Linked DNA regions of Mus musculus: regions 1, 2, 4 and 5 are each linked to region 3. A link is a loop called in an ENCODE intact Hi-C map of the cell type or tissue named here. Cell type or tissue: heart. All regions are shown on one strand.

Evidence for each region. A loop is a pair of places that touch in the nucleus more often than their neighbours do. Peaks named below come from ENCODE experiments on the same cell type or tissue, not always from the same donor. Only the 100,000 strongest peaks of a DNase experiment are listed, where the experiment ranks them.
Region 1: it touches region 3 in a loop (1.9-fold over the local background); 8 of 42 quality-filtered maps call a loop at or near these places.
Region 2: a loop joins it to region 3, with 2.3 times the contacts of the local background. A loop is called at or near these places in 9 of 42 quality-filtered maps.
Region 4: it touches region 3 in a loop (3-fold over the local background); 20 of 42 quality-filtered maps call a loop at or near these places.
Region 5: a loop joins it to region 3, with 1.9 times the contacts of the local background. A loop is called at or near these places in 8 of 42 quality-filtered maps.

The regions. Positions count from the first base shown.
Region 1 is chr7:19,441,167-19,445,166 of GRCm38, forward strand. Mark4 (MAP/microtubule affinity regulating kinase 4) reads right to left here. Exons shown (of 17, transcript NM_172279.2): 7 at 3,943-3,999; 8 at 1,951-2,187. Among named protein-coding and RNA genes, the nearest start is that of Mark4, 16 kb to the right of the region's middle. In heart, no CTCF peak of the experiment used is centred here; a DNase peak (open chromatin) is centred at 2,445.
Region 2 is chr7:19,459,322-19,463,321 of GRCm38, forward strand. Exoc3l2 (exocyst complex component 3-like 2) reads left to right here and starts at 3,966. Exons shown (of 12, transcript NM_001370800.1): 1 at 3,966-4,000. It also overlaps a transcript of Mark4 not described here and the pseudogene Gm23099. In heart, a CTCF peak has its summit at 2,343 (motif pointing right); DNase peaks (open chromatin) are centred at 350, 2,380 and 3,881; H3K4me3 peaks cover 701 bases; H3K27ac peaks cover 962 bases.
Region 3 is chr7:19,571,917-19,575,916 of GRCm38, forward strand. It overlaps Gemin7 (gem nuclear organelle associated protein 7), which reads right to left and starts at 1,427. Exons shown (of 2, transcript NM_027189.2): 1 at 1,393-1,427. In heart, CTCF peaks have their summits at 1,181 and 1,719 (motif pointing left); DNase peaks (open chromatin) are centred at 1,395 and 2,065; H3K4me3 peaks cover 2,203 bases; H3K27ac peaks cover 1,943 bases; H3K27me3 peaks cover 982 bases.
Region 4 is chr7:19,508,518-19,512,517 of GRCm38, forward strand. Trappc6a (trafficking protein particle complex 6A) reads left to right here and starts at 153. Exons shown (of 6, transcript NM_025960.4): 1 at 153-315. The coding sequence starts at 232. In heart, a CTCF peak has its summit at 254; a DNase peak (open chromatin) is centred at 144; H3K4me3 peaks cover 1,489 bases; H3K27ac peaks cover 1,532 bases.
Region 5 is chr7:19,403,250-19,407,249 of GRCm38, forward strand. It overlaps Klc3 (kinesin light chain 3), which reads right to left and starts at 855. Exons shown (of 13, transcript NM_001286039.1): 1 at 772-855. It overlaps Gm38954 (a long non-coding RNA gene), which reads left to right and starts at 2,440. Exons shown (of 3, transcript XR_881873.2): 1 at 2,440-2,519. In heart, a CTCF peak has its summit at 2,304 (motif pointing right); DNase peaks (open chromatin) are centred at 832 and 2,402; H3K4me3 peaks cover 1,632 bases; H3K27ac peaks cover 1,314 bases; H3K27me3 peaks cover 2,889 bases.

The DNA of each region.
Region 1 (4,000 bases), 130 kb before region 3:
AGGGTCTTTAATTAAAGGACGGGTTGACACAAGGTCAAAGGGTACCCTTCATCCTGGTACAAAAAGAAAAAGGTATTTCCTGCCTCGTTACGTGCTCTCTTGTGGTAGCCAATACTTCCTGGCACAAGGAGCAGCTAAGGAATTCCTCCAGTATCTACCCTTTGGGGGACACTCTGAAAAATAAGTGACCTGAAGCCAGCCACAAGTCAAATCACTGAGTCCCCCAGTGAGGGGCTGGGGGCGTGGCTCAGTGGTAGAGCCCCTGCCTAAAATCCCCCAGTGAGGGGCTGGGGGGCATGAGTCAATATTCCTGAGATAAATAATGTCTAACTGGCCTAGGGTGGAGGCCAGCACTGTTTCAACGTTGCATTTCCTGTGTGTGACCGGCCACAGGAAAATGTTTCTAGTCTCAGGAGATAACCACCGTAGTCCTTAGGGACCAAGGGACACAGTGTCTACACTGAACTGTCCGGTGGTCCATCAATAAAGACAGGACTACGTGCATACAGAGCCAGCTCTGGGCTGGATGTCAGCCAGCATGGCCTCCTGAGAAGTACTGGGTGTCTCTATTCTATCCCTGCAACTTGTCCATGTACTGGCAATGTTTCAAAGCAAGAACATCAAAAGAAAAATGAAACCCACCTTCCAATCAAGTTAAAGACACACACCCCACACTTCCCAGTAACTCCCAGTTATCTGGGTCTGTGTTCCTCTGAGCACCGAGCCCCAGGCCTCGACTGATAATGATGTTCTATTTTGCTCACTCCCTTTGTTTTCTGCCTGGATCTACCATAGATAATCCACCAAATGCGGATGCAGTCTTTCTGTGGGCTTTTTCTTTGTTTGGTAGTGCAACGGCTAAACCCAGAGCTTCCTGCCCACTGAGCTACAGTCCCAGCTCCCTTGGACTTTCCTTTGGGGACTGGGTGTCACTAAGATGCCCACACTGGCCTTGAATTTGCTATCTCCCTACCTCAACCCCTTCCCGTGCAAAAATGACAGGCTGGTCCCATTCAATACAGTGAAGGAACAAAAGAAAAAATATTAAATACACAATTCTGAAAAGTTTGAGTGATTCTGGTGCGTATACAATTATTTCCACTACTAGTTTCAGAATATATTTTTTATCATTTTAAAAGAATACTTAAGAAAGTTGGGGGAGTGTGGCTCAGTGGTAGAGCCCCTGCCTAGAATCCCCCAGAGAGGGGCTGGGGGCGTGGCTCAGTGGTAGAGCCCCTGCCTAGAATCCCCCAGTGAGGGGCTGGGGGCATAGCCCAGTGGTAGAGCCCCTGCCTAGAATCCCCCAGAGAGGAGCTGGGGACGTAGCCCAGTGGTAGAGCCCCTGCCTAGAATCCCCCAGTGAGGGGCTGGGGACGTAGCCCAGTGGTAGAGCCCCTGCCTAGAATCCCCCAGAGAGGAGCTGGGGACGTAGCCCAGTGGTAGAGCCCCTGCCTAGAATCCCCCAGAGAGGGGCTGGGGGCGTGGCTCAGTGGTAGAGTACTTACTTGGCTTTAGTTCCATCCCCATCAGCAAAATCCCTGAGCCCTTTATCTGACCCCAGCTCCCCCTCCCCCATCCTAAGGTTAAGCAAGCACTAGTCTGCCCCCACTTTCTGTGGATTTCCCTAATCTGGGCACTGCACAGAAATGAAACTCTGCCTTCTGTCACTGCTTGTGGGGCTCGCCCACCCCTCCTGCCATGTTTCTGTCTCTCTTACATGCATTGGATTTGAAAAGCCTTAAATGGGGCATGACCCAGAAATTTCTAATGATTTTTTTTTCCCCCAGAGCAGGTCAATATTAGAGCCAAAATCCACCAGCTGTTCAGCTCACAGCTTGGGCCCCAACAGTGCCAGCCATACCGGGGCAGTGGGCACCTGAGCCACCCCTGTTCCTCATCTGACCACGTGACCTCAGTCCCATCTGATCCTGCCCACCCCATCCCTGGCACCTTGAGGTTGTGCCCATCGAAGGGCAGGGAGCCGCTGACCAGCGTGTACAGGATGACACCCAGGCTCCAGATGTCCACCTCTGGCCCATCATACTTCTTGCCCTGGAACAGCTCTGGGGCGGCGTATGGGGGGCTCCCACAGAAGGTGTCCAGCTTGGAGCCCAGCGTGAACTCATTGCTGAAGCCGAAGTCGGCGATTTTGATGTTGGCCTCGGCATCCAGCAACAGGTTTTCAGCCTGAGAGGGAAAGAGAAGCCAGGGGATGAAGCCAGAGTCTTGCCTCTGCCTGTCAGCGCTGGAATTACAGGCCTGCACCATCACACCATGTTTACATGGGATTGGTAATACAGCCCGCTTTTTGCATCCTAGGCTAGTATTCCTCAGGGTGACCTACATCTGAAGTCTGGTGACATTTTATCTGAGGCTCCACAGTCCAGCCTTAGTTCTGATGGTCTCCATCTGGACCTGGGAAACCACTTTGGTCAATTCCAGTCTCCTCCACTAGGTGGCGCACAACCTCCAGGTTAATTCTCCCCATCAACCTAGCCAAAAATGATGGTAAAGTGCCTGCCTCATAGAGCAAGTATCCATAAGCTTCTACAGCCATTCCATCTGGGCTTCTTTGACCTCATTACATAGCCCAGGTTATCCTCCAACTCATGGAAATTACCTCCTGAGTGCTGCGATCACAAGTTTGTATCCCTGTCCCTGACATAAGGCTTGCTATTTGAAAAGCTACTATAAAGCCCAGGCTTGCTTCAAACTCATGGTAATTCTCCTGCCTCATCTTCCCGAGGACTGGGATTGCAGGTGAGACATGCACATCCAACTCTCCCCAGTCCCCAGGCTATGCTTGCTTTTGTTGTTGCAACTTTGAGGCAGGGTCACATCTAGCTGAGGCTGGCCTTAGTCTCCTGTGGTTGAGACTTGAACCCAGGGCCTTGCACACATCAAATGAGCACTGGATTACACACTACATGCGTAGCCCTTGGCCTTGAACTGATCCCCAAGCCTGAATCACCCAAGAACTGAGATTGCGGACCCTCGCCACACTGGGCTTGCCCCAGGGGTTGTTGTTCTCATTACATGTATCTTCCTGGGAAAGAGGACAGGCGGACTGTGTACAGCCAGCTCTCTCCTTCCATCATGTGGGTCCTCAGGGATTGAACACAGGCTGATGGAAGTGTAGAGCAGGTGTCTTTATCCACTAAAGCCACCTCAGGACCATCCCCCAGGGCTATGAAAAACAATGAAAAACTCTGTCCTCAGGCACAGTCTGCTTTAAAGCCCTCACTGCCAATAAAATAGAGTAAAATAAAAAAAAAAAAAAAAAAAAAAGGAGGCAGGCAGTGGTGGCACACACCTTTAATCCCAGCCCTCAGTAGGCAGAGGCAGGTTGATCTCTGTGAGTTCGAGGGTGACCTGGTCTATAGAGTGAGTTCCAGAACAGCCAGGGTTACACAGAGAAACAGAAAAAAAATCAAAATAAATAAGTAAATTAATATAAAATAAAATAAAGCCCCTAGTGTGCCCCAGCACACAGGAGGTGCTCTGGAAGGGTGACCCAGACCAGCCTGCGTGGAGCCCTCTGGATGCTGCGGAGCCTGGCTGCAGCAGGCACCTGGGTTGGGCCTTAGGGGTCTCTTTCCCATCCTTGTTGCCTGTCCTATGACTCGGTGCCATCCTAGGACTCTGAGCTCCCAAGACTCTGGAATAACTTGGGCCTGAAAGCCAAGTTCTCAGGGATTCTAGAAGGTCCACACGTCAGAGACACAGCGACCCTGAAGGTCGAATACAGATAGCCTATCTCATCCCCATGGCCATCCTGAGGCCGTCCCAGGACACAAGTTCCCGTGGCTGTACCCCCACCTCCATCACGTCACAGATGCGTGGGAAAGAACCCGGGGCACTGCAGCTGGGGAAGGTCAAAGGGAGGAGTGGGGAGTGTGAGGCATGGCTGGCAGCTGGGCTCTCGCAGTGGGAGGGGCTTACCTTTAGATCCCTGTGTACAATGTTCTTCTGATGACAGTAGTGCACGGCTGACACGATC
Region 2 (4,000 bases), 110 kb before region 3:
GAAGCAGCAAGAAAGGAGAGAGAGAGAGAGAGAGAGAGAGAGAGAGAGAGAGAGAGAGAGAGAGAGAGAGAGAGAGAGAGAGAGAGAGAGAGACAGAGAGAGACAGAGAGAGAGAACTGTGTACCTGTCATTCGGACCCTCAGGAGGTTGAGATAATGGATTGCTGTGAGTTCAAGACCATACACAACAAGACCCTGTCTCAGAAAACAAAAGCCAAAATTGAAGCCAGTCCCTGGGTTCAAGGACATCCTGAACTTCAGCCCCTGGTGGGGTAAGGGTAGATAACCCGCAGCCCCGGCTGGTCTCACTTTCTCAGTCTGTACAATGAAGGAGAGAGAGCCTCAGTTGCCTCTCTGGCTAGCTGGAAGCCCAGACAGGTGTTGACTTGCAGGGGCAAACAGACTGGAGGGGGAGGGGAGAGGGCTGTGCTGAGAACACACAGTGCCTTGTGTGTGTGTGTGTGTGTAGGGAGTGCATCACCCTGGTCCAGAGCCCATTGTCTTGCTGTCTTAGAAATTCTCCCTGAGCCTCAGTTTCCCTTTGTGAAAATTAGACGTTGCAGGCATAGTGGTCCTGGAAGGACTGAAGTTCTAGATCATCCTTAAGTACATAGTGAGTCCAAGACTAGCCTGGTCTACATGAGACCCTGCCAGACAGAATGAAAGCCAAAAGAGACAGAGGTTAACAGACATGTGCTAGCTAGCTCAAGCAAGCTGATCATAGGACTAGCTATTAAGCACGAACATTTTTAAAAGTTAAATTATGCAAACATGTAATTAAGCAAATTGTATTAAAAATTGGCAGGGGGAGGGGGTGGGTGCTGGAGAAATGGCTCAGCAGTTAGGAACACTGGCTACTCTTCCAGAGGACCTGGGTTCAGTTCCCAGCCCTCCCCACCCCCCACACACACATACATGGTGGCTCACAACCATCTGTAACTGCAGGTCTATGGGACCTGACACCCTCTTCTGGCTTCCCCAGTGACTATGTGCATGTACACACACACACACACACACACACACACACACACACACACGAGGCAGAACACCCAAAAACATAAGTAAACATAAAAGCTATAAAAGTAAAGAAAAGGCCCAAAGTGAGAGTAAGTGTGGCAGAGCTCAGATTATTTATTATACTTGAACAATTTATTAATTTTGGGGAGCAGGGCATGTGTGTGATGGTGAGGGAACAGGTTTTGGAAGTCAACTGTCTCCTCTCTCTGTGGGTCCCCAGGATCAAACTTGGGTCACCAGCCTCAAAGGCAAGAGCCTTCACCCCACCTCCGCAGCCAACCCTATGCATTAATTGATTTGAGACTGGTTATCATGTAACCCAGGCCTCCTGGAAGCTCTCCTATTGAGGTTGGCCTTGATCCTCCTGCCTCCACCTCAGGGAGGGCTGAGACTGCAGGTGTGAGCACCACACCCAGTTGTCTCTGGTTCTGGGAATTGTTTGTTTTTCTTTTGTTTTAACTGGAGAACACAGACTCCTCTACCACAGATTATGCAGTCACTTCCACAGTGGGGAAACTGAGGGCTCAACAATCCAGAGAACCCTGGCCCTGAGAAATCCACCTTTTTGATCACTCTAACTCCCCTGCCAAGTAAGTGTTTTTTGAGACAGGGTGTCATTCTGTAACCCAGACTGACCTTGGACTTCAGGCCAACCTCTTGTCTCAGCTCCCCAAATACTGAACTTGTTTATGTGAGATCCTTGGTGTGGTCTCACCTCCAACTTTCAATCCGCCTGTCTCAGACTCACAAGTGCTAAGGAATTTGAAACCCCCCCTCTCCTCTCCTCTCTCTCTCTCTTTCCTTTTTTTTTTTTTTTTTTTTTTTTTTGGAGACAGAGTTTCTCTGTGTAGCCATGGCTGTCCTGGAACTCAGTCTGTAGACCAGACTGGCCTCGAACTCAGAAATCTGCCTGCCTCTGCCTCCCGAGTGCTGGGATTAAAGGCATGCGCCACCACGCCCGGCGAACCCTCATCTCTTAACTGCAGTGATTTCTTTTTTCTCAGTAATAGTACAGTCAAGGTGTAACTTTAAACCACAGTGCATGTGTAGATAAAATGCTTCAAACCAGGCTGATAACATGTCTGGCATCCCAGCATTTGGGAGGCAGAGGTAAGCAGACCTCTAAGTTTGAGGCCAGCCTGGTCAACAGTTTTATTAGAGTAGCCTTGGCTGTATAGTGAGACCCTGCTTAAAAAAATAAACAAATTAACGTGGGATCTAGAAAATATTAAGGGAAGAGCTCTGAGTGTGTTTCTAGGAGCTTTGTAGGGTAAGAAAGGGTCCCTGAAGTGGAATGGTCCCGCTCTGACAGCTGCAGTACTCACATACACCACCAGGGGGCAGATGGTTGCCTTTCTACTTACTCAGGGTCTTTCTGTTCCCCTTTCCAATGAAACTTCATTTCCAAGGGGTGGAGACTGAGGCTTACAAAGTGTATGGAGCTTGAAAATGTTACATTTCGTAAAAGGAACCAGAAACAAAAGGTCACACCGAGCAATATAGTTCCTACGAAATGTTCAAAAGCGGGAGACTTAGTGGAGAAACCAAGAACCCTGGATTCCTGGCTTCCTGGGACTTTGGAAAGGAGAAGCGGGGGGGTGGGGGGGGGTGGGGGGGTGGGGGTGGGGGGACACTGCTGTAGCCCATGAGTTCGCTTCAAGGAGACCGAGATGTTCTGGAATCGGATGTTAGCACTTTCTGCTGCAACCCTGGGAGTGCATAAAGATCCATTAAACCGAAAGGCATAAAAGTATGAATGTGAAGCTGGAGAACGGAACTGAGCAGTGGTTAGGAGCACTGGCTGCTTCTGCAGTGGACCAGGGTTCAATTCTCAGCAACCACGGGGCAGTGGACAACCACCCAACTCCAGTTCCAGGGGATCTGTCTCCTTCTAGTGGGCTTGGGCACTGCATGCACGCAATACTTGTAGTCACTCACAAACATAAATAAATAAATAATACACTTAAAAAAAAGTCAGATCTGCTGCACCTTCATTGGAGTGGGCGGGTTGGGGAATCTGTAAAGGATTGACTGGGAAGTAGTATCATGGCAGAGCACATGACCATCGTGCACAGGGCCCTGAGTTCAATTCCCCGGCACCCCCAACACATACATGCAAAGAAGAGTCAGGCAAGGTGGCCTAAGCCTTCAATCCCAGCACTTGGGAGGCAGGATCTTTGTGAGTTCTAGGCCAGCCTGGGCTACATAATGAGGCCCCGTCTCAAAAGGAGAAAAAAGGAGAGCATGCACGTGCAGTTGAGTCTATCATCTGATGGAAGGTGCTCTGTGGTTATGATACAATACAGCTAGGTCCCTGGGAGACTGGCCCACAGTGGGGGACAGAGGCAGAGGAGTGATAGAATCTTGCTATGAGTCACTGGCTGTTCTGGAATTCATTCTGTAGACCAGGCTGGCCTCAGAGATGCCACCTACCTCAGCTTCCCCAGTGCTGGGATTAAAGGCATGAGCCACCACCGCCCCACTGGCCGAGAGCTACATTTTAAAAGCCATGACAGGGCTACCCCACTGGGTCCTCAATCCAGCCTCTGGGACCAGTGGAGTTTCCTTTGAATCCTGTCCCCCAGCAGAGGATACAAGAGGAACACATGCTCCCTTGAGACCCTATCCACACCTCCATTACTCCAGAGCTCAGCTGTGGGCCCCTGTCCAGCTCAGGGTGTCTCCCCTGGGCACACAGGATGATGTTGTTACCTTGGGAGGCGTGAAAAGCAGGCAGGAGGGCGGGCGGATTCCGGCAAAGCTGGGAGGGGGGGTAAGGGCGGGGAGAGGGGTCTGTGGCCCTTGTCACAGCAGGGCCCAACCACAGCCTGGCCTAGAAGGGCAGACAGATAATGGGGCCTTCCAGCCCCTGGCCCCAGAGAGGGAGGGGCTTCCTGACAGGAAATTGTCCTCCTCCAACCCCCCCCCCCCTAGATCCAAGCTCTCAGCAGTCCTGGCCCAAGTAGTCTGGGGACTGGACAGCA
Region 3 (4,000 bases):
GCTAAGCAGTCTGTTAGCCTGAAGCAGGTAAGGATACTTTTGGTCACAGGGCAACCGTTGGTGCCTCAGGGAGAGTGGAGTGAGGCATGGGGAAATGGAGACTGCAGGCCAGACTTTGAAGGGAAGCTAGCCAGTTCTGGTGTGGTGAAAGTGGCTCTGGCAGGCCTTGCGCCCTATTCCCTCCGCCTTGAGAAAAAGTGTTTGATTACATTCCTAAAGCTAGCCACCAAGGTCTACTCCCTTATTTGGATACTTCCTCCTGAGGCTGAATACCAAGGTAGAATTATCACAGTATTGAAGTCCAGCAACCAAAAGCCCCCTTTGGCCCACCTAATTAACACACTTATTTAAAATTAAACACCTCACCCTAACACAGGGTTTCTCCTTGTGTCTTTATAAATTGCCATTTTTCTATGGGTCAAGTCTGTCTCCTCTTTATCCATTGGCAGTCCTTTGTTCCTCTGGGATACTCCTCCTCCTTCTCCCTTGTTCCCTTCCCCATCTCCCTCATTCTCTATTTCCTGTCTTTGTCTCTAATTCCCTGTTCTCTGTCCTTCTGGGGCAAATGAATCTCCTTTGTGCTGAGCACTTGTCCTGGAGGTTCTGGGCAGGTACTTTTCCTTTCAGTCTTAGCTACAGAGAGAGTTCTACAGCAGCCTGAACTACATAGGGAGAGGTGTGGGGTTTATAGGGGTGGGAGAGGCTGGAGATGTAGCTCAATCGGTAGAGTGCTTGTACCGAAAGTAGGAAATGGACATCCTTCACCAGTTTAACATAAACTGCTGGTAGCAGTTCGTACAGGCCTCTAATCTCGGCCCTTGGAAGGTGAAGGCGGGATGTAAAGTTCAAAGTTACCCAGGGCCAGTTCAAGGCCAGCCTGGGGCTACTGTTCTGCCTGATAATCTCAGGGGAAAACAAAACAAAACAAAACCCAGACAACAAGAAGAAAGTTAAAGAGGAATGGGTCAGTTTGGAGACCATTAGGTCTACCTTGAGTTACCAGGATGCGAAACTTGCTGGGCTTCCAGGCTAGCAGATAGGGCCAATTTCTCCATTCGCATTGTAAAGTAACAGTCCGCAGTCCTCCCACCTCCTATGCAAATTCGCTAAATGGGGCCACACCTGAGCGTAAGCAGCCCGAGGGCAGGATCTGTTCCCTCCGCGGCACCCGTGGGCGGGCGGGTCAGTTTCCTTTTAATTCCTCCTGGCCTCCTAGCGTCCTGCTTTTCAAATTCTAAGAATGTCCATCCGCTCCGGGGCAGCCACCTCCCACCCCGCCCGCCCCTCCCTGCGTCAGAGTACAGTCTCTCTCCAGGCCGTCCCTTCCCCAAAGCTCCAATGCCACCCGGAGCGGCTGACGGGGAAGATGTCCCACGACCACGGAGAACTCACCAAGGCCTGTCCCTGCAGGCGCTGCTCCTACACCCGCGCCGCCGCCACCGCCGCCGCCCAGGGCCGGGCAGGCGCCGAGCCCCGACTGCCTAGTTTCCGCCCGCGCAACCTCAGCAGAGGTCCGGATGGGCACAGAGTCCGGAGCTCCTGAGTTCCGCCCCCGCCCCGCGCCTCCACTTTCCCCACATGTTCATCGGCCTCTCCAGGGCACGCGACCAGGGCTGGTCTCTGCCATCCTGTGGGTTAGGGACATTTAAGATGCCCACTTTGGGGAGCACGAGACAGAGGTTCAGAAAGTTGGGCATGGTGGCTCCCAGGCTTGGAATCCCCGGCGCCCTCGGGAGGTGAGACAAGAGAATAGTCAAAGTTCAAGCGAGGCCTGACAACCTGTGAAAAGGGGCATGGGAGCGGGGCAGGGCGGAGTGGGGGAAGGAAAGAAGAAAGAGTAGTGGCTCACACCTGTAATCTCAGATCTTGGCAGCCGGAGGCAGGAAGATCGGGATCAATTAGAGATAGAATAAGAGAGAGAAAGGGGTGGGGGACGAGGGAGGGACGCAGAAGGAGGAGGAGGGGAAAAAAGAAGCAGAAAAAGCATAAGAGGTTTCCTATTAGCCGCTTTGGAGGCACACCTGTATTCCACCCCTCCCCGTCTCCGCCTCTAGGTACCAGGAAAGGGGCTTACGGAATGCTGCCGCTGGGATGTACCCAGCCCACTTTGCAACCTTTGTTTAAAAATGGAAAAACTAAGCCGGGCGTGGTGGCGCACGCCTTTAATCCCAGCACTCGGGAGGCAGAGGCAGGCGGATTTCTGAGTTCGAGGCCAGCCTAATCTACCAAGTGAGTTCCAGGGCAGCCAGGGCTACGCAGAGAAACCCTGTCTCGAACACCCCCCACCAAAAAAAAAAAAAAAAAAAAAGGGAAAAACTGAGGCCCTGCATAGGGGCATGTGATCTCAGCCCGGGTACAAAAAATGGATTGCATTCCCACAGAGTTCACTTAGGCAGAAAGAAGAATGCAGCTTCCCCTTACTGCCTGGCACACAGGTGCTCTGCAAATATCCGTGGAAAAGAGTGTCCTGCTTCAGAATAGGTGTTGATTGAATCATGAAAGTATGGGTCCTGGTGCCTGCCTGTCTTGGCTACCAAAAAGGCCAAGTGGTCTAACCAGACTTAGTCCTATCTCACTGAAAGAGTATGGGGCTCTGTCCCAGAATGGGATACTCTCTTAAAACCTACAGGTGTCCTCTTCTGGCAGCATCTGAAGACAGCTACATATTATAATAATAATTAATAAATCTTAAAAAAAAACCCTACATTCTCTTTTCAAGTTGAGGGAACAAAATAACCTACATGTTAGCAAATAAATAAGCCAAGATCCTTTAGAGGGGCTGGGGACATGACTCAGTTTAGCTTGCCTAGCATAACAAAATGCACAAGTAAAATGGCTAAAATTATACCTAATACTTGGTGAAGCTGGAGCAAGAGGCTCTCAGATCGAAGGCTAGCCTATGCTATAAGGCTAGCCTGTGCTACAAGGTATAGCCCTGTTGCCAAAGACAATGGATAAAGGATGGGGCTGGACATATAGCTCAGTAATAGAACACTTGGCTCAGATGTGCAAGGCTCTATGTTCTGGTCCTCCACATCCCCAAAAGAGGACACAAGAAGGGCAATGGGTATAATGATAGTAAGATAAGAAAGGCTTAAAATTCAGTGATTAAACCAACTATGTGCAGAGGGAGGACCACTGGAGCCAGCCTAGGAGACAGAAATGAGGGAAGGAAGGGAAGAAAAATACCAGGCAAGATGGTGTACACCTTTAATCCCAGCACTTGGGAGGCAGAGGCAGATGGAACTCATGAGTTCCATGCCAGTGTGGGTGGTCTACATGGTCCCAGGACAGAGAGGGGGAGAGAGAGGAGAGAGAGAGAGGAAAAGGGAAAAAATGAAAGAAAGGAGGAGGGACTGGTGGGCTCAGTGGGTTAAGGAGCTTTCTGCTAAACCTAAGGACATAAGTTCAGTTCCCTAGACCCACATGGAAGAAGGAGAGACATTCCTCCCGATTATTGTCCTCTGACCTCTACTTGTATGCTGTAGCATATGCGAACACACACACTAAATAAATGCAAAAAAAATTTAAGTAGATTAATAAGTGAATTGGTTTACTGATTTTAAAAAGTACATTTTAAAAACCACCTTTGGATCAGGCTTGGGGCACATGTCTTTAATTCCAGCAGAGGCAGAGGCAGGCAGATCTCTTTACTTTAAGGCCAGCCTGTTCCACAGAACAAGTTCCAGGACAGCCAGGGTTATCCAGAGAAACTCTGTCTTAAAAACAAAGGTGCTCTGGGTCCAGCCTCTACTAAGGCTCTCAAGGTTTCGAGGGAATTGGGAACATATGGAGGTCATAGGGAGTAATTTGCAAGGCCTTCAGCAGGGTGTGGCTACTTTAGATATGCTGGCCAGGGAGGCCCTGGGCCCTCCGGAGGACAATTGAGTCTGTGCCTGAATAACAATATGAGGAACTTCAGAGCTGGCCTTGGAATTCACTGGGCTGCCTGAAGACACCTGGGGCCGGACACACAAGGGCCCTAAATGTACCAGAGCTT
Region 4 (4,000 bases), 63 kb before region 3:
ATCAGAGACTCAGCCAATTGGATGTCCGAAGACTCGGGAGCAGGGAGGGAAGCGAAGAAAGGGCGGAAGATGTTAACAGCGCGGCCAAGGAAGGGGCTCGGTGGACCCGCCTCCTGGCTTTCAAGAAGCAGGCGGAGCTAAATAGGATCACCAATCAGATCGGGCCTACCTCCCGAGCTGACCAATGGGAGCCGGAAGCGTTGGCCAGGCGTGAGGGTCGCGAGGCGGCGTATGGCGGACGCGGTGCTATTCGAGTTTCTGCACACCGAGATGGTGGCGGAGCTGTGGGCCCCGGACCCGGACCCAGGCTCGGGGGTGAGCGGCACGCCGTGGCCTCGGGGTGGAGAAGTGGGGTGTGATCGAGCCTTATGGCAGGTCATTGCTGAGGCGGAGCGAGATGACTTGGGTCAAGGCGCTCAGTTCTAGGCCTCGTCCTGGGGCGCCGTTGATAATTAGGGTAATTGGCTGTTATTGGGCTCAGATGAGGGCTCGCCTCACCACCCACTTAGTATGCAACTCAACATCTTTAATCTTCCTATCCTTCCGTTTCCTCCTTAGAAAATGCACCCTCAACCATACCCGGTCTCATCTGTCCCCTCTGCCTGTGTGCTGGATAAAGTGCGTGCTGATCGCGCTACACCCCAGCACACAGTGAGTTTTTTAGTATGGATTTGCCCCTGTAATGAGTAAAGACCCCACCCGGTAATGTGGAAGGTGGCGCTGGGATCACTGAAATATTGTAATCAATAATAGTTACCACCACTTATGTGTTCCTTTGTGCCTTCCTGTGTGTCATACTCCCATCCACCTCCCATTGTCTTCCTTCTCATCCTAGGGAGGTCATGAAGAAGCTGCTTTGTGCAGAGGCACATGCTCTGGGAAGGAGGGAGCCTGCTTCCTCTCTGCTCTGTGTCACCTTGACTCTAATAAAGAGATTAAAATAGCTTTCTGTGAGCCTGCACAGATATGAGCTTGCCCAGGGCTCTCCTCGTAGCTCCTAACTGCTGCCACCGACTGTGTCCGTACTGGGGGCCCTACAGCTGAGGTAATAGAGTTAGTGGGAGTGTGGCCCGATCATCAGGTCTCAGGAGCCTCCCTGATTTTTTGGGAGGGTGGGGGTGGGGGGGTTCGAAACAGGGTTTCTCTGTGTAGCCCTGGCTGTCCTGGAACTCACTCTGTAGACCAGGCTAGCCTCAACTCAGAAATTCACCTGCCTCTGCCTCCCAAGTGCTGGGATTAAAGGCGTGTGCCACCACGCCCGGCTGCCTCCCTGATTTTATAGGCTACATGGCAGTTTGAACTTCCATGACTGTGTGGGAGTTCAAGACCTGCTGCAGAGACTGCTCTGCTCTCTCTTTTCTTCCCTGAGTATCCCTACGCCAACCCGACTCTTGAAGCAGGTTTTCACTGTATGACCCAAGCTGGCTTCTGGTGATCCTCCTGCCTCTGCCTGAAAAGTACTAGGATTATGGGCCCTCCCGTGTCTGGTTTGCACATTGCGCCTCCAGTGTGGTACAGTCAGCCTCTGCATCCCAGAGTGCTGCATCAGTGGTGGCGCACGCCTTTAATCCCAGCACTTGGGAGGCAGAGGCAGGCGGATTTTTGAGTTTGAGGCCAGCCTAGTCTATAGAGTGAATTCCAGGACAGCCAGGGCTATACAGAGAAACCGTGTCTTAAAAAAAAAAAAAAAAAAAAACAACAAAGGATATCTCATCTCACTTATATACTGTTCCACTCTCACACATGCGATCCTGCTGCCTGCACTTCCCAAGGGCTGGAATTGGATGCAGAGATGTCGTTTTAGTTAATTTAGTTAATTAATACGTCTCTAGTGATTATTTACAAACTTTAAAATTTTTTTCTAAACAGTATGGTATAACTATATAGTAATTACATTGTATTAGCATTATAATCATCTAGAAAGGATTTATAGTCTATAAGAAAGCTAGGGTTTGGCTCAGCAGTGCAGCTCCTGCCTAGAATCCCCCAGTGAGGGGCTGGGGTTGTAGTTCAGTGGTAGAGCCCCTGCCTAGAATCCTTCAGTGAGGAGTTGTGGGTGTGGCTCAGCAAAATAGCACCTGCTTAGAATGGCACAGGGATGAGCTAGGTTTTATCCTTAACACAACAAAATAAAGCAAGATCTGTGGGAGAATGTGTGTGGGCTATTATGTAAACACTTCATTTCATAAAAGGACTTTTGCAATTTTACCTGTAGAGGTCAAGTGCTCAGGTCTTTAGAACAACACCTGAGGCAAATGACTTGTCTTGGATTTTCAGGACTGGGGTTTTGGAATCTTCACAGGCCCCGGGGAGAATCAAAAAAATATACTCAGCCCCTCGCCTCCAGAATTCGTCCCTGGGTAGAGGCCTGCCTGACCCAACTGATCGTTGCTTTTTTTTTTTTTTTTTCTTTTCGAGACAGGGCTTCTCTTGTGTAGCCCTGGCTGTCCTGGAACTCACTCTGTAGACCAGGCTGGCCTAGAACTCAGAAATCCGCCTGCCTCTGCCTCCTGAGTGCTAGGATTAAAGGCGTGCGCCAACACTGCCTGGCCCTGATCTTTGCTTTTTATTGTATGTCACATGTCCCAGCACAGATCACATTTCTCCCAGCATGCTCTCTTTATATATTGCCTGGTTTTCCCACCCATGATCACGTGATCATGATCCTACCGGTCAGCCCTAGAAACAGAGTGACTGGCCACTCTGCTCTTAGGGGTCAGTAGGGTCCCTGCTTTGTCTCCTCCAGGAATATAAGAGACTCAAAATATCCAAGAACCTTTGGAGGCTCTGCTGTCCCCATGTCAGTAAGATGTCTGGGGTAGGGGCTTCTTCCTCTGCCCACCGTCCCTGCCTTCCCCCCCCCTGCATTCTATTGTCCTCTCACCCCTGACCCTGCCACTCCAGTCCTTTCAGGTCAGCAGATACTTAATTGATCCTTGCCCAGGGACAGGCAGAGGGAGGCCAGCACTGACCTCAGCTGTGTCTCTGTCACCATCACTGTGAGGAGGTAGTGCCCGTGTGGGAAAGTGAGGCCGCTGTATCCAGGTCACAGTCCAGGATGTCCACCCCAGGGAGTGTTGAGTCTGTGGAAGGAGACTTGAGCTTCTGACGACCCTTCAGGCCCCTCTGCTCTCTTGGCTGGCACCTTCTGTGTCTCTGTCACTGTTGTGTTAAATATTTAATATTAATTGGGGGTTCCAGATAGAAGACACTTTTATATTTATAATAAGCCTTAGTCAGCACAAGAGCTGGGCAGACATCTACCCTCTTGCAGTAGAACTTCTGGGGAACATTGAAACAGCTTGAGCCACGGAGAGTTGGACTTTCCTTGTTTGTCACAGTAGGGAACATGGACACAGGCGATAGAGCTTTGTGATAGAGCTGGTGTGAACTCTGAGGGAAGCAGTGGCCCCCAGGTACCCCAGGCTCGCCCAACGCCAGGCAATTCTAGGTTCTAGATCCTTGGAACACAGCCACCTCCTTAATGGGGTTCTTTCTCCAGCTAATGGTGTCACGTTGGCCAGGGGTTGTCACCTGCTCTGATGGACACAGATGCTGTACAGAGTATCACAATAAGACAAAGTGATTTATGGCTTGACTTCCCCTGAGGATCCCAAGGGACAGGGCTGCCTTCCTTTTGCACACAAAGAAACTAAGACACGGGGCTGGTGAGATGGCTCAGTGGGTAAGAGCACCCGACTGCTCTTCCGAAGGTCCAGAGTTCAAATCCCAGCAACCACATGGTGGCTCACAACCATCTGTAACAAGATCTGACGCCCTCTTCTGGAGTGTCTGAAGACAGCTACAGTGTACTTACATATAATAAATAAATAAATCTTTAAAAAAAAAAGAAAAAAAAAAAAAAAAAAAGAAACTAAGACACAGACATTTAGTCCCACCCCATCTTGCTGATGGACTCGCTACATGTGGGAAGTATCAGGGTGTATCTCAACCCAAGCACTCAGAACACTAGATAACACCAGCACAAAGCGACTGATTC
Region 5 (4,000 bases), 170 kb before region 3:
TTCTCTAATATATATACATATGTATGAATATGTATACATTGACACAGAATTTCTCTGTGTAGCCCTGGCTGTCTTCAGAGATCCGCCTGTCTCTGCCTCCCGAGTGCTGGGATTATAGGTGTGCATCATGATGCCTGGTCCCTAGTCAACTTTTTTCCCTTTATGTACTTATTGTGTGTGCAGAGGCACATGGATTGCCAAGAGAACAACTTGCAACTTAAGGGAGGAGTCCTTTCTCTCCTCCCACCTTTCGGATCCTGTGGATCAAACTTGAGAAATAGACAGTTTGGCATCAACACCTTTACTCTCCTTGCTGGCCCACGTTCCTTTTCTTTTTCTCCCTCCCTTTGGCATCTGTACCCACATCCGCCCTCCTTCTGTCTCTCTCCCTTGAGTACGAAGCCCAGGCTCGCTCGCCTCCAACTCCGCTCCTCCCGCCTCAGTTTCCACAGTGCGCCCTGCCTTACTCTCCCTCTCTTTGCACACCTCGCGCAGGCTCCCTTACCATGCATGTCTTGCACCCTCAGGCTGCAGCGGGGGACCCTCCGACAGCCGGCCAGCCCCTCCCCGCGGCCGCGGAGACCCTGCACCGGACTTCGCGTCACAAGGCCCCGCCCCGCCCGCAGCTGTTTTTCTACTCCGCTAGGGGCCGGGCGGGGCTCCGCGGGGACCCCGAGGCTCATCCCGGCCACCAGGTCCCTGGCTCCCTCCCTCCATCCCTGCGGCCCCCTCGGGAATCCCGAAGCAGCCGCCGCCGTCCCCCGTGCCCACCTGACGGCCGCCCGCCCGAGCCGCCTCGCTGCGCGGAGACCGGGCTGCTCCCGCTGCGCGGCCGCCGCCTTCCCGGAGGCTCCTGAGGGAGGTGGGGCAGGGCAAAGCCACGCCCCCGCAGGTGCGCAGGCCGCGCCCTCCGCCAGCACACATTGAGAAACCTGTGGTCTAGAGGCGGGGCGGGGCCGATGGAGGCAACGCACGCCCCCGCAGGCGCCCAGGCCACGCCCTCTGCCGCAGCATTCGGTGAAACCTGCGTTCCGAGAACTTCTGAAAACTTTATCTGGGGGCCTTCGAGAAGGCTCAGACAGTAAGGGTGCATGCTGCCAATCCTGAGGAGCTGAGTTCGATCCCTGAGACCTTCAGGGTGGACAGAGACGGACTCCCACATGTTGTTTTCTGACTTCTACATGTGTCCAGTCATACATACACAAATATGGAATAAACAGATGGCTCATCAGGTAAGAGTGCTGGCTGCTTTTGCAGAGGACCCAGGTTCGATTTCCAGAACCCACATGTCGGCTCAAAATCATCTGTAATTCCAGTTCCAGGGAGATCCAGCACTTTCTTCCAGGGCCTCCACAGACACACATAAAATAAAGATAAAAATCTCCAAAAAATATTGTTTTAATAATTACAACCTGAAGACCTTGCACAACTATTCCTGGCTGAGAAGATGGTAAGGGCGCTAGCTGCCAAGCTTGACAGCCTGAGTTTCATCTCCAAGAACCATGAAAACTGACTCCTGGGAATTATTCCGGAGTTGGTCAAGGAGAGCCTGGATGGATTCACATGCATGGATGGAACGTGGGCACCCACACACGTGCATTTGTGTATACATACGGACACATAAGTAAGAGGGGTTTTCTTTATTTTAAAGATTTATATTACTGTGCATTGGTGTTCTGCCTGTAGATCTGGGTGAGGGCATCAGATCCTCTGGAACTGGAGTTACAGACAATTGTGAGCCACCATGTGGGTGCTGGGAATTGAACTTGGGTCTTCTGGAAGACCTGAATTGATTAACATGAGCTAACAGTAGTGTGTGCACTGCTGGGAGTGGTACCCAGAGCCCTGTGAATACAAGGAAAAAGCATCTACTATTTAGCTCTCCCTGCCATATATATATTTATAGATATAGATATAGATGTGTGTGTGTGTGTTGATTTTATTAATTCTCTCTGCCCTCCTTTTCTGAGGCAGGGTCTCACTTAATTCTGAAAATACAGCCACTGTACCCTAGTTACCTTTATTTTATTGAGGGGGGATAGAGTCTCCCTATAAAGCTCAGCTGGGCTCAAACTTACAGTCCTGCCTCAGCCTCCTGAATAGCTCCCATGCTGCAGTATCTAAGAATCTCTTAATGTAGGCTCCTGGGTCTTTAATATTCTACAACGCGTGCCCTGTGTCTCTCTGGTCGTCTTCAAGGTCAAGACTGTAGAGTGGCATGATGCAGATGCGCAAAAAGTATTTACAGGATGAACGAAGCAAATTCTAGAAGTTATGAAAGGTCCCTGCAGTGCACGAAACCGCCACCAGATGGCACTGCGGGTCCACGGAGCCGCCTCGGTGTGCTCGCCCTCCAGAGCCTAGATGTCCTCCTCCAGGAAGCTCTCAGTGGCCACTTCTGTGACACCACCCCCGCCCCCCTTCCCAGCCCCAGGCTCGCAGCCTCGTGGCCTCGGGTGTCGTCATCCCTGCACACTCCAGGTCGCCACACTAGAGACAGGTGCCCGCCAAATTGAACTGTGAGTGCATGGCAGCGTCCTGGAACCTGAGTATGAGTTGAAGCCTAGACATAAATCGTGTTGTAACGGTTCTAGTTATTTCTAGAATAAAGAGGAATGGAGAGGGCAGCTAAGTTCTGTGCCACCGCTCTGGTCTTAGGACACTAACAACAGATCTGCTGCACGTTCATCATGAAGCAGACAGGGGCTGGTCAGGTGCAGATCCCAGCTCTGTCATTTGCTGGCTGTGTGCTGTCCTCCGGTTCCTTCTGTACAGAACCAGATTCAGGGAACCTACTTCCGGAGATCGTTGTCCGCAGTTCCTCCAAAGGTTTTTGGGTGGGTGAGACGGCTCAGCATCTAAAGGCTCTCGCTGCCAAGCCTGAAAACTTGAGTTCAAGTCCTGCGGCCATCTGGTGGAAGGAGTGGCCTTACTAAGCACTTCCTCCGCTGTGGCCTGTGTCCTGCAGAAGGAGAATGGCTCCGCAGGCGCCGGTGAGAACCAGATACGCTGGAGAGTCCCCAACCCCCATCTCTTTGGCCCCATAGGTTCATACTTAACCTGCCGTCTTCTTCCTCATGTGACAGGAGAAACAGATTAGGAGCAAACCTCTAGGAAGGCAGCCGTTGTTCCAGCACACTGTACACCCCAAAGCAGGGCTGGGTTTCGGGGTGCCCAGTAACAGGGTAACAGGGCCTGAACCAAATCCTCCATGCAAATGACTTCCATTCATGCTCCCACCATGTGCATTAATTAGCTCCATTGTATGGATGGGGACTATGGAGCCCAGAGAGGTTAGTGGTTTCTTTGAGGTCACACAGCCTAGGAATGGAAGAACCCTTAAGCCATACAGTCATACCCATAGACTCCTACACCAGGCCCATGTGAAGATGAGGAATGATGCTCTGAGAGATGAAGTTATTTGTGGAGACCTCAGATAAGAACGTTGCAAATGCCTGTAATCCCAGCACCTGGGAGGCTGAGCTAGGACGATTGTCTAGGAGCTCCAAGATAGCCTGGGCTACCTGATAGGAAGCCCTCAAAACAGCCAATAAGCAAAATACTGCATGGAGGATCCTGCCTATGGTGTGGCATTGCTCCATAAACCAAGGCAGGAAGGGCTCAGGTGTGAGGCCTGGGACAGCCTGGGCTACATAGTGATACTCTGAATAATACAAAAGAGGCCATTTGCATCCCAGAGTTCTACTTGGCAGAGCCTTGAGGCCTTGACCCCCAACCTTCTCAAGACTCTGGGCTCCTGAGTGAGCCTAGTTCCACCCTCCCTAGCCTTCAGCCCCCAGGAGAGGACAGTGGGGAGTGACACAGAGGTATGGTGGACACAGATAGCACATGATGACCTGGAAAGGAACTGGGGACAAAGTTCAGCTTTGCCTGGAAGCCACCCTCTGAGCTGCCCTGCACCCCTTCTGGCTGGCAGCTCTGCCTCTCCTAGCTGTTTGCCCTTGGTCTGGTAGCTTAGCCTTTCTGAGCTTTACTGTTG